Regions from separate parts of the Homo sapiens genome. Here regions 1 and 2 are each linked to region 3. The links are chromatin contacts, found by Hi-C or POLR2A ChIA-PET in ENCODE. All regions are on one chromosome and are shown on one strand. Each heading gives the region's core, a stretch centred on a gene start or an enhancer-like site at or near the end of the contact. The rest is flanking DNA. Distances are from core to core; before and after follow the strand shown.

Region 1 (4,438 bases), core at 419-2,918, 700 kb before region 3:
GGGAAGATCGCTTGAGCCCAGGGGTTCGAGGCTGCAGTGATTATGATGGCACTACTGCATTCCAGCCTGGGTAACAGAGCGAGACCCTGTCTCTAAATAAATAAATAAAGTTTTAAAATAAATTTAAATGTCAATAAATTTATTAAAAGTATATTATTTGGCTGGGCACGGTGGCTCACACCTGTAATCCCAGCACTTAGGGAGGCTGAGGCGGGTGGATCGTTTGAGGTCACGAATTTGAGACCAGCCTGGCCAACATGGCAAACCCTGTCTCTACTAAAAAATATAAAAATTAGCCGGGTGGTAGTGGCGCACGCCTGTAATCCCAGCTACTCAGGAGGCTGAGGCAGGAGAATCGCTTGAATCCGGGAGGCGGAGGTTGCAGTCAGCCGAGCTTGTGCCACTGCACTCCAGCCTAGGCGACAGAGCGAGACCCTGTCTCAAAAATAAATAAATAAGTAATAAAAACAAATGTATATCATTCATTTGAAACATTAGAGACGTGGGTGGTTTTGTTCTGTTCTGTTTCCACATCTGCAACCATGCGTCTTGTGCACCTACCCGGGGCAAATACCTCCGACTCCATCACAGTCTTGACAAGAGGTTGAAGTGTGCAGATTGATTCCAGTTGCACCAATAAGCTTTGGGAACATATGATCCCCCCCCCCCCAACTCTGTACTGTCTTCTGTACTGCCTTCCGACCTTCTTTCTACACATTCCCATCATATTTTTCCCCAACTTTCTGCCTTCTTTCTCTTCCTTTACCACAAAGCCTCTGCACCTTGCTAGTGGCGCCAAAGTTTGGAAAAGCAGACAAGTCCACTTAATGTTCCACAGTATAGAAACTGGCCTACGCCGGGCGCAGTGGCTCACGCCTGTAATCCCAGAACTTTGCGAGGCCGAGGCGGGTGGCTCACGAGGTCAGGAGTTCGAGACCTACCTGGCCAACATGGTGAAACCCCGTCTCTACTAAAAATACAAAAATTAGCCGGGCGCGGGGGCGGACGCCTGTAATCTTAGCTACGCGGGAGGCTTAGAGAGGAGAATGGATTGAACCCGGGAGGCGGAGGTTGCAGGGAGGCGGAGGTTGCAGTGAGCCGAGATCGCGCCACTGCACTCCGGGCTGGGTGACAGAGCAAGACTCAGTCTCAGAAAATAAATACATAAAATAGAAATAGGCGCTCGGTCAATACTTGAACGAAAGGAGGAACTCCGCACAGAGCCTGGCGTCCAGGTCGGTCAAACTCAACCCTGGGGCCCCAGGGCTGGGCACCTTGAGCGGCAACGTGGCCAAAACCCTAACCCCGGGCACCCAGCCCTGCTAACGTCTAACCCTCTGTCCCATTGCCTTTAGAGGTCGCAGCGTAATCGGGAATGCCTGGGGCTCCCTCCCAGAGCGGGTCGCCCCAGCGATCACAACAGCTTCAGATGCGCTGCCAAGCGATTGGTCCAGGCAGCGCCAAGCGCCGACCAGCTCACCCGCACCGCGCCCGCGCCGGCGCGTCACTCCCAGAGACGTCACAACCGGTCGGAGCCCAGCGAGCAGCCGGAGTTGAGCTGGACGCTGAGGGGGGGGCGGGGCCCTGACGCGCGGGGCGGGGAAGGGAGGGGCTTCGGTGGGGCGGGGCCCTGACAGGCCGAGCTCGCGGGCGACTGCCGGCCAGGCAGACGCTGCAGCTAAGCTGCGCGGTGGCTGTGGCAGGTGAGAGCCTCCGGAAGGGAGGCGGCCTCTGGCCCCGACCCTGCTCCGCGATCGCCCACTCGGGCGCCCGGCCGGGCCTGGCAGGGAAGGGCCGCCGCCGCCGCCGCGCGTTTGCGAGGCCTGGCGGGGCCGCGGGGCCCAGGAATGGCGTAAGGGGCCCCCCCAGACTCCGAGACGGCCCGAGCGGGTCGCCGGCTGTGGGACGGCGGCGTGCCCTTCCTTTCCTCCCTCCCAGGTTCGCGCCCGAGCTCTGCTAGCCACCCGTCCGACAACTTCCGGACTCCCAGGTAGGGAGGAGCCCCTGTTAGCACTGCCAGTTACCCCGAACACTTGGCCGTTTTGGAAGGGCCGGGACTCCCTCCCCTGCCTTGTGGGTGCATCTGCTCAAACTCTGTCGGCCCCTCAAGCAGAAATGGTGTGGGATCTGGGCCAAACCCCTCTTGGAGTGACTCAGAGCCGCCAGCCCTACTGGAGGGATGGGGCATGGGGTGGATGGCCCCTAGCCTTTCCCTTCTGAGCTGGTTTGTATCACCCCGGTGGCTTCAGTCCTGGTGCCTTCATCTTAGCTCCTGTACTTTGCCTCTCCCACCCCACTGGTTTTCCTGCCTCCCTCTTCAGAGGTAAGACACATGGCTGGACCAAGGCCTCCAGGGTAAGTGACCCGAACTTCAAGCCAGCAGAGGCCATGTCATCCTAAGCTAGGGATAGGGGAGGCTCGCCGGGATGAGCCTTTGGCTTAACCTAACCTCTGCTCCCTACTTCTGCCTCACCCCAGTCTCAGATGACGGGAGGCCAATGCCAAAGACGGATAGGATCTATAGAGGCAGTCCTCTTCTAGGACTGGGACACAACAGTGCATGAGGCAACTGACAGGGGTGATGTAAAGCTGTTGTGTCTCCATCCTGGTTGCCCCAGTTCTAGCAGGTGATGTGACACTACGGTGGTCGCTGCCCAGATTGAGAAGTGGAAGGGGGTGTTGCTGGCCGCTAGAAACACTCATAATTCCACTGAGTTTGAGGCTCTGGTAGGGGCGCATGTGGGCATGGGAAGGAGCCCTGCACTCTGAGCACAGCCTCTCAGATGTAACGCAGTGGCTCTGGGAGGTCAAAGTCTCAGCCCAGTGGGAGCTCTGACAAAAGGAGGAGAAACCCCCCCAGTAGACATGTGGCTCTGTCTGATCCACTCCTGCCGCCCCTTCTGGCAACTTCCCTGGGGAGGGAGGACCTGCTTCCCAGCAGGACCTTCATCGAGTCACTGTAGGGGCAGGTAGAGTGGGCCAGGGAGCCACAGCTGAATGGCACTCAAGGGCCATCACTAGGCATTGCCTCTCCATTCCTGAGTGTGGGGCAAGGGTCCCTGCTGAGTTTTACTCTTAGCAGTGGGCTTCCAGATCCCCATGCTCCTGGGTTCTTGACTGCCTCCCTCTTCAGAGGTAAGACACATGGCTGGACCAAGGCCTCCAGGGTAAGTGACCCTCACCAGCTGCCTCTCTGTGTCCCTTACCTCCTCAGGGACAGCCCTGCCATCAAGGAAGACAGCACAGGACTGGGACCCACCCATGAACCCTTCTCAGGACAACCCAACAGCACCAGTGGGGATGTTCTCCTAAGCCGCAGAGGGCCTGGGCACGCCATCCGTCCTCCAGGAAGAGCCATGGTGTTAATGCAGGACAAGGGCAGCTCTCAGCAGTGGCCTGGTCTGGGGGGCGAGGGTGGTGGCACAGGTCCCTTAAGCATGCTCAGAGCTGCCCTGCTGCTCATCAGCCTGCCATGGGGGGCCCAAGGGACAGCCAGCACCAGCCTCAGCACTGCTGGGGGTCACACCGTGCCACCGACTGGGGGCCGCTACTTGAGCATTGGAGATGGCTCTGTGATGGAGTTTGAGTTTCCTGAGGACAGTGAGGGCATCATCGTGATCTCCAGCCAGTACCCAGGCCAGGCCAACAGGACGGCGCCTGGCCCCATGCTCAGGGTCACCTCCCTGGACACAGAGGTGCTGACCATCAAGAACGTGAGTGCTATAACCTGGGGAGGCGGGGGTGGCTTTGTGGTGAGCATCCACTCAGGCCTGGCTGGGCTGGCCCCACTCCACATCCAGCTCGTGGACGCCCATGAGGCCCCGCCCACACTGATTGAGGAGCGGAGAGACTTCTGCATCAAGGTCTCACCTGCTGAAGACACGCCTGCCACCCTCAGCGCCGACCTGGCCCACTTCTCGGAAAACCCAATCCTCTACCTGCTCCTGCCTCTTATCTTTGTCAACAAGTGTTCGTTTGGGTGCAAAGTGGAACTCGAGGTTCTGAAGGGGCTCATGCAGAGCCCCCAGCCCATGCTGCTGGGCCTCCTGGGCCAGTTTCTGGTCATGCCCTTGTACGCTTTCCTCATGGCCAAGGTCTTCATGCTGCCCAAGGCCCTGGCTCTGGGCCTCATCATCACCTGCTCGTCGCCTGGCGGCGGGGGGAGCTACCTCTTCAGCCTCCTTCTTGGAGGGGACGTCACCCTGGCCATCTCCATGACTTTCCTCTCTACGGTGGCTGCCACTGGCTTCTTGCCTCTGTCTTCGGCCATCTACAGCCGCCTGCTCAGCATCCATGAGACGCTCCACGTGCCCATCTCCAAGATCCTGGGGACCCTGCTGTTCATTGCCATCCCCATAGCCGTGGGCGTGCTGATCAAGTCCAAGCTCCCCAAGTTCTCCCAGCTGCTGCTGCAGGTCGTCAAGCCCTTCAGCTTTGT
Region 2 (2,732 bases), core at 1-2,500, 640 kb before region 3:
CTGGCTAGTTGCCTCGCCTAAAATTGGGGTGATGGCTTCATCCGACCACACTCTCCATTGCAACCTTGCTGGGCAAAGGAGTCCCGTCCCCCTCACAAGGCGGAGAGTGAAATAACGGAGGCTTTGAGGGAGGCAGGGCATCCAGCAGACACAGGATGGCCTTCCAGTACCAACACGCCGAGAGGCATCTACCTACGCAGAGCCGCACAAAAAGGCGGATAAAACACAATAAGGCACAGAGAAGACCCAGCTGGACTGCAAAGGACACTCGAAAGGGAGGAAAAGAAAGGCTTAGCACAGTCCTTGAAATTGTAGGCCCCACCCTGGACTGCTCTTTCTTCAAATAGCAGGAGCCCCTGCCGCTGAGGAGGGGCATCTGGGCCTGGACCGAGGAAGAAGAGTCTCTGAGGGGAGTAGGCCAACGGGGTTTTCGGGGAAAGGGGGAAGATAAACACCCTCACCAGTCACTGTCACTAGCCCAAGGACAAAGGCTGCAGATGCTACCCAGCCTGAGGTCTCCATGGGCAACCGAGGTGGGGTTGCGGGAATGTGCTTACTGCCCCCACTGCTGTTCCTTCTGGAACATTCCCTGGATCCCCTGGCCCCAGAAGACGATGAGGAGGCGGGCTGAGGGCCCACTCTGGCGAGGCCCCCTGACCCCAGGTCCTTCTACTTCATCCCCACCGGGATTAGCGCAAGATGGGAACGGACGCTGAGAGGCAACGCTAGGCGGGCAATGGGTGCGGGCGACGGGTGGATGCCGTGATGGGTGGGGGCGATGGGTGGGCGGGGTCGTGGGCATCGGGCCGAGTGGGGGTGCGTTTTCCGGTCCAGCGGGCAGGGGTAGGGAAGATGGGAGGGCGCCGGGGGTCGGACCCGGGTAGCCCAGGAGGCGGCCAGGAAGGGGGCCTCTTCGGGGAGATGGGGTCATGGCAACGAGCAGAGGCGACGTCGCTGGGGGAGCAGCGGGGTGGGCACGGCGCCGGCTTTTCGGGGAGCGGAGCGCAGAAGATGGCAGTGACCAGAGGATGGGCCGGCGGCCGCATCATCGCGGGGGATGGCGAGGGCACGACGCAGGGCCAGGGGCGCCGGGGCCGCACTTACGGTGAGACCGGTCCCCAGCACGATCACATCGTATTCCTCGTCCATGGTCAGGCCTCGGTGCCAGCGCCCGCTCGGCTCCTCCTCCTCCTTCACCGCAGCAGTCGCCGCCGCCACCGCCGCCGCCGCCACCGCACTGGACCAAAGATGGCGGCGCGTCGGCCGTCGCCCGACCCCTCCGCCGCGTCAAAGAGTCCCGCCTCTTCCCGCGCCCCGCCGCAACCGGCAGGGGCCACCGCCTCCCCGGCTCGCCTCCCGGGAGGGCTGCCAGGGCCCGGGCCACAGCACCAGCGCGGCTCCGCGGGCGACGCTGCTCGCCGAGAGTCTAGAGAGGCGCGGGGCGGGGCGGGCGGGGCGGGCCGGCGGCCGGTGCTGCGGCCCAGGAAGAATCCGTGCGCGGGAGCCGCGCGCGCCCCGCCCCACCCGCCGCGCCCCGCCCCGCCCCGCCCCGCGCGCGCCCGCCCACCTCCCCACCCCCGCCCACCCCCCCGGGAGTCTCGGCGCGGCCCCGCGGCCGGGCGCGCGCCGCTGCGGCAGCCTGGGGCGGCCCCCTCACGACGCGAAGGCTGCCATTGTCACGACGGCCTCCTGAGACGCCGAAGCGCACCGGGACTCGGCCCGACCGCCCCTCCCTACCCTGAGCGGTTAGGGCCCAGCTTGCTAAAGCCCCTCCCGGTCTCCGCGGATGCCTCTTCGCCTCCCCCTCGCCAGGCTCCATCCTCCCGCATCCCTCCGGCGAGCACGCGCCTAAAGCCCAGCGCAGAAATGAGCGACAAGAGGCCCAACGCATGGCGACCCGCGTTTATTTTATTAGGAAGGAAACAACCAAGCACCCCATGCTCCTGCCCGGCACTCCCGGTGGGAACATGCCAAACAGCCGGCGATCGCACCCAGCCCACCTGTCGTGGAGGTCCCTTCCTTCTCAGGCCACAGAAATAAACCCGTGTACTTCTTATTGTTAGCACAACATCACCAGAAAACGATAACGACAGCCAAGCAGGACAGACAGTTAAGTAGTACTTCCACACTCCCAAACTCAGGGAGCCCTATAACCTTAAGGAGGGAGCATTTGCTACACAAAAGCACTATCCACAGCCAGGGATGATGTAGCCACAAGAATAAATAAGGAGAAAGGAGACCCTAGAATTCATGTCCCTTACGCCTCACAGCGACGAACCCTGGGAAGCTGGTTGGTCTAGCATCTACGCAGAATATGTACACCTTGTTGGGAGAGATGGGGGCAGCCCAAGAAAGCTCCTCAGCGGGCTGAAGAGGGAGCAAGATGGGCTGAGGGGAGCTTGCAGTTCATGCTGCAGTAGGAAGAGGGAAGCTCTTCAGTCCAGTGCGCTGCAGGGTGGGAAAGCAACAACACGGACACCGTCCCACCCTCAACCCCCCCACTGGCACAGGGTCACACAATCTGGGTCAAAGAAATAGTGGGGCCCTTGTGGTCATCAAAGCGATCCATGGTCTTGAGGCTGAGGATCATGTGCAGGCCATAGGTGAAGATGAAGAGCATGAACAGGGAGGTGAGCAGCCCCATCCAGATGCCGGGGGAGAAGAAGCTGGCACAGTCGCTGGCGTAGGAGAACTGCTCCCCCATTACGTTGAAAGCCTGGATCTGGCAGACA
Region 3 (4,901 bases), core at 2,200-4,699:
AGTCCTCACCTTCCTGAGGAGGCTGTAGGACTCCTCGTCGAAGAATCTAACCTCATAGGTGCCTGCGTGGGCGCTCTTGTGGTCCAGGCTCCAGGACACCTGGGTTGGGTGTTGAGCAGAGTGTGGGCAGAGTGGACACGGAGGGGCCACCCTGACCACCAGTGCCGACACTGCAGCACTCCGGCAGCCAGAGCCCACGGCCCCTGGCCCTGGTTGACCGGCCACCCCTGGGGCTTCAGGTCACACCCGGGAGCAGGGAGCCCCCTAGCAAGGGAACCATTGGCCCCTCACCTGATAACGCCCCACATCCTGGCCTCGAGTGACAGGGAATTGTTTTCCACCGACGTCAGCATAGAGAGCCATGTTCTGGGTGAGGGAACAAAGGCAGGGTCACCTTCTGCCCCCTCTGGGTGTGGGCAGAGGAGCCCTGTGCGCTGCTCACACGGCCTGCAGGTGGGCAGGCTAGGCCCAGTTGGGGGCTGCAGTGTCCCTGGCAGGAGGTACCAAGTAACACTCACCAATCCCGTGACTGGCCCTCTGCATTGGTCTTCCCTACGGGGGCACAAGGCCAGATCCCCATGGCCGGGCCTAACTGGACGCATAGGAACCCTGTTGACTGTGAGCAGGGGCGGGATGATCAAAAGGGCTGAGTGATTTCCTGAGTCTACAAGGGAGGTGCTGGGGTCAGGGGTGCCCAGTGGGCTGCCCAAGGGGTGCTTTACCCTAAGAGGGCCATACCCAAAAAAGGCCCCATTTCCTTCTTTGGACTTATGGGAACTTAGCTGGGCATGGTGGCGAGCACCTGTCATCCCAGCTACTTAGGAGACTGAGAGGAGAATCGCTTGAACCCGGGAGGTGGAGGCTGCAGTGAGCCAAGATCGTGCCAATGCACTCCAGCTGAGGCAACAGAGTGAGACCCTATCTCAAAAAAACAAACAAAAAACAAAAACAAAAACAAAACACCCACACAGACAAACTGGCCAATGGCAACCGGGGTGGGCTGACTCCTGGCCCTTTCTCCCGGTCCAGATACTCATTCAGGAAACAGCGGGTGGTGAGCCCAGGGTTACCTCGTGTAGGCACAGCACACAAAGCAGGTGAGGAAGGTGACCTGTCAACACTGGCTAGGATCTGGCATCACCGTGCCCTGATCTCTCCGGCACCCCAAGAGTTGGAATCTTGATTCTCCCTCTATCGACACAGGTCCCCCATCAACTAGCAGTGAGGAGCACCCCCCACCCGCCCTCCTGTCTGAAACCCCACTGTCTCACCTGGACCCTGTTCTTGCATGTCAGGGAGATCTCCACAATGAAGACGGTCTCAGTGGAAATGACAGCGTCAGAAGTGGTGTAGTAGGAAGGGGTGATCTGGGGCTCCAGGCAGGCCTCGGCTGCGGGGAAGAGGGAGAGATGCCTGGGTAAGGCCAGCTCGAGTATCCCGGTCTGAGGGCAGGATGGCCCGGCCCTGCCTCATAGCACGGATCAGCTGGGGACCCATGCGCTCTTCCTGCCCCTTCCAGGTGGGATATGCGAGACAGATCCAAGTGCTCGGTCACAAATGCAATGGCAACGTAGGCGGGATGGCTGTGAAGGAAGGCTGGGGAGGGGCAAGGCCGGCTTTCTGGAGGTGTGCAGGAAGAGCGAACTGGGGACAGGTGGGGGCTGGATTCACTGGACAATACATGCCAACACTTGGACCTATGACACGGAGGCCCGGGGGCCACGCCAGCCTCAATTCAGAGCCACAAACGGCCTGGACGAGTTACTGAAGGCATCCTCAGCAGAGACATCGGGGGTGGGGGCTGCAGGCAGGCAATGCACTGGGGCTTTCAAGATGAGAGAAAGGGTCTCTGCCCCCGGCCAGTTGACAGAAGGTGAAGACTGGCCCCAGCGTTTCCTGAAGAAGTAAACGGGAGAGACTCTGGTTCCAGAAGCACAACTTGTTAGCTGTGAGAGAAAGGACCTTGCCTTAGCCTTCTCCATAACCAGAGGCCCAAAGGAAAGGAAGGCTGCCGCCTACATCAGAGGGTGTGAAACAAAGGCTCCCCAAAGTGGGAATGTTCTCAGCCACCCGCTGTCCAAATGTGGTGCCCTGGCAGAACGATGGCTTCAGCAGAGGACGTCAGAGAAGGCTCTGGGTCTGGACCACAGGAGGCAGATCCCTAGGAACAGCGTGGAGGCAGTTCTCAGGGGCTAGATCCCGCCAGCCCTTCTGTGTCCTGCCTAAGTTGGGCCTGCTTCCTGTGGCGCAGGGGAGCCCCCGAAGGGTTTTATGGCCAGGCTTGTCCTCTGGATACGTCCCTGACTATAGTTCAGGGAATTCCTGAGGGGCAGATGAGGAGTGTGCGGAAAGGGAGGCCAGTTAGGCTGCCAAAACGTTGCAGGCAGCAAGGCTACTGGCCTGAAGGACGGCAGAAAAGGGAATGTGGAGAAAGCCGCCCCTGTCCAGTCCTGGCCCCCGGGCCCGGGGCTGGCTGCTGCAGCCACCTCCTAAACACACTCTGGAGTTCAGACCTCAGCCCCTCACGAATGCAAATCGACGGGACCCCTGGTCGGCTCTGCCGAAAACTCTGGTAAGGGTAAGGCAGGGCCCTCCGGAAAAGCCAGTCTTCGGCCTGGCACTCAAGGCCCTGCGCACCTTTGGCTCCCCATCTAACTCGCCCCGCTCTTGCTCCCTCTCCTCACTGAGGTCCCTTCCTAGCTTATGTGGCTCCTCCAGCCCCGTTTTTGGCCGCGATCGCTCAGCGCTACAGAGCTTCGCTCCGGTCCGACCCCGCAGGGAGCGGGAGCCGGGACATGTGTCACGTTCCGTGCTGCAGCTTGGGGGCCGGGCGCACCATGGAGGCTCGGGGACTCCTCTTCGTATGGGCAGACAAGGAAAAGCCTGGCTGCCGGTAAACGTGCGCGAGGTGCTTTGGTCCCCCCGTCCCAAGGCCGCCTGCCTCTCGGGGGAAGGCCCGGCCCGCAGCGACGGACCCTGAAAGGCCGGACCCCCGCATCCCTCCTGCCCCCAACACCACCTGCCGTGGGTCAGAGGCTCGCAAGAAAGAAGCCCCGGCTGGGCCGCTACCTGAGCAGCGGGAGAGGCTGGACAGCAGGAGCAGCGCCAGGGCGCCGAGAGATGCCATCGCCGCCATCGCCTCTTCTCTGCCTAGAGGAAAAGAAAACGAGCTCCCATGAACACGAGGGGCAAACGAGGAAGAGCGACGCGTAAGTGGCAGCGGCAGCCAATCGCGCACCGAACGGCTGGGCCGGCATTGTGACGTCTCTGGCAGCACTGACGTGGCCCCTCCCTGAGCCAGGGGCCCAGCTGGTCGCGGTCCCCCCCTCAACATGGCGGCAGCGGTGCTCTAGGCGCCGGAAGGGGGCGTGAATCGGTGCGACCGCGCGCGTGCGCAGTACCGGGTCCGCGCCTGTCCCCGAAACTTCGCACCCCGTCGAACTCTCGCGAGAGCGGTATCTGCGTGTCGGGACGTGCGGAGGCTCTCACTTTCCGTCATGGCGCTGAAGGTAGCGACCGTCGCCGGCAGCGCCGCGAAGGCGGTGCTCGGGCCAGCCCTTCTCTGCCGTCCCTGGGAGGTGAGCAGGGAAAGAGCCACGGGACCGCGGCAGCGGTCGCAGGGGAGCGGTGGGGTAGCCGCACCCGAAGCAGTCTGGAGTCCGATTGGCTAGGGGCCCCACCAGGGGCGGGGAAAGGGCTTCGCGCCGGGGTTGATTGGCCGCCTCCGCTGTCACTGAGGGGATTGGCCGAAGTTGGCCCTGGACCGGCTCCCCCAGGGGGTCTGCATCGGGTGGCGGGGGGCCCTCCGGACGGGCCGGGAGAGTGGGCCACGGCGGCTGTCACCTCCTTAGTGTCCTTGAAGGAGCCCTTCTGAGGCAGTCACTCACGTATCCCGGCCCGCCTTTCTCAAACCGCTTCGGGAATCCGGTTCCGGGACTCAAATTTCTCCACGGTTTCCTCTCTCGTGGACCGCTTTGCCACCTATCCCGGTGGCAAAGAACCGGACTTTGCCAGTCATCCCCCATAGTCCCCCAGTCTTAGAGCCCCAGATGCCTTCCCCTCGAGGCGCCTGGAATGGGAAGGAGCTAGGGTTTCTGAGGCTGCGGGGGTTTTGCTTCTGCTCTTCTCCGTGTGCGGTCTTGCGTATTCAGGTCCGAGTCTTCTTTCCTTACACTTATTTAAGAAGAGGTTAATTTAGGTCCTAGGTGGGCTGGAAACCATCTGAAGCAGCTGCCAGCCAGCACCTGGCCCTGATGGGTAAGAGGTTTGACCTCTAGGCCATGCTCCCACACTGAGCCACTGCGTGGCCTTAGGCCATTTCCTCCTCTCTCTGGGTTCTAGTTTCCCCTTTGGAACCCAGAGGGGAGGAGACTTCATGTTCTCAAAGGATCCTGTCAACTCTGACCTTCCAGAACTCCGTGACTTTGCGGCCACTCCCCAGGGACATCTCTACTTGCCATGTTTTCTCCTTCTGACCTCTGGGGGAGACTGCTTGTGCCTAATGAAATTCTCTTGACGATGCTGACTTCTCCCACCTTGCTGCTGAAAGGACGGCAGTATATAGTGGCTTTCCAGAGGCTCTGATGGCTCCAGCAACTGGGCTCCTGTAGGCTCTTGGTGAAGACATGTGTGCCTCCTCCCTGACCTCCCCTGTGTGTGTGCCTGTGTGTGCGTTGGGGTGGGAGTAGGGGACAGTGAACGGTGGGTAGCTGGGCAGTGCCTTGCCCTGAGACTGACCGTCCTGGGTGTGAGAACCCTTACAGAGGAACCCCAGGTCTTGAATCCCACTGATTTGGACGCCATAGGAAAACATGCAGCCACCATTGACACATGGTCCAACAGAAATATGCCAAAGACAGAAGCCTCAGCAGGCATAAGATGTGGGGTGTGGATGTTCTTTC

What was found. Hi-C counts contacts between places; a loop is a spot of excess contacts on that map. ChIA-PET counts read pairs that join two places held with the same protein, here RNA polymerase II (POLR2A). Pooled maps may share reads with other maps.
Region 1: a map with no recorded cell type shows a loop between it and region 3 (21-fold over the local background). The contact joins the promoter of SLC10A3 here to the promoter of IDH3G in region 3. A Hi-C loop is called at or near these places in 1 of 37 single-sample maps with no recorded cell type and 6 of 50 pooled maps. POLR2A ChIA-PET finds 5 or more read pairs at or near these places in 1 of 52 experiments (CD4-positive, alpha-beta T cell).
Region 2: a pooled map shows a loop between it and region 3 (4-fold over the local background). The contact joins the promoter of GDI1 here to the promoter of IDH3G in region 3. A Hi-C loop is called at or near these places in 5 of 50 pooled maps.

Annotation. Positions count from the first base shown.
Region 1 is chrX:154,487,859-154,492,296 of GRCh38, reverse strand. It overlaps SLC10A3 (solute carrier family 10 member 3), which reads left to right and starts at 1,668. Exons shown (of 2, transcript NM_019848.5): 1 at 1,668-1,990; 2 at 3,215-4,438. The coding sequence starts at 3,357. RefSeq lists a silencer at 1,436-1,945.
Region 2 is chrX:154,435,672-154,438,403 of GRCh38, reverse strand. GDI1 (GDP dissociation inhibitor 1) reads right to left here and starts at 1,250. Exons shown (of 11, transcript NM_001493.3): 1 at 1,105-1,250. The coding sequence starts at 1,149. It overlaps ATP6AP1 (ATPase H+ transporting accessory protein 1), which reads right to left. Exons shown (of 10, transcript NM_001183.6): 10 at 1,888-2,722. The coding sequence ends at 2,513. RefSeq lists an enhancer at 1,218-1,718.
Region 3 is chrX:153,792,923-153,797,823 of GRCh38, reverse strand. It overlaps IDH3G (isocitrate dehydrogenase (NAD(+)) 3 non-catalytic subunit gamma), which reads left to right and starts at 3,449. Exons shown (of 13, transcript NM_004135.4): 1 at 3,449-3,578. The coding sequence starts at 3,498. It overlaps SSR4 (signal sequence receptor subunit 4), which reads right to left and starts at 3,156. Exons shown (of 6, transcript NM_006280.3): 1 at 3,070-3,156; 2 at 1,272-1,390; 3 at 292-366; 4 at 10-99. The coding sequence starts at 3,136. RefSeq lists enhancers at 3,200-3,459, 3,359-4,086 and a silencer at 3,750-3,899.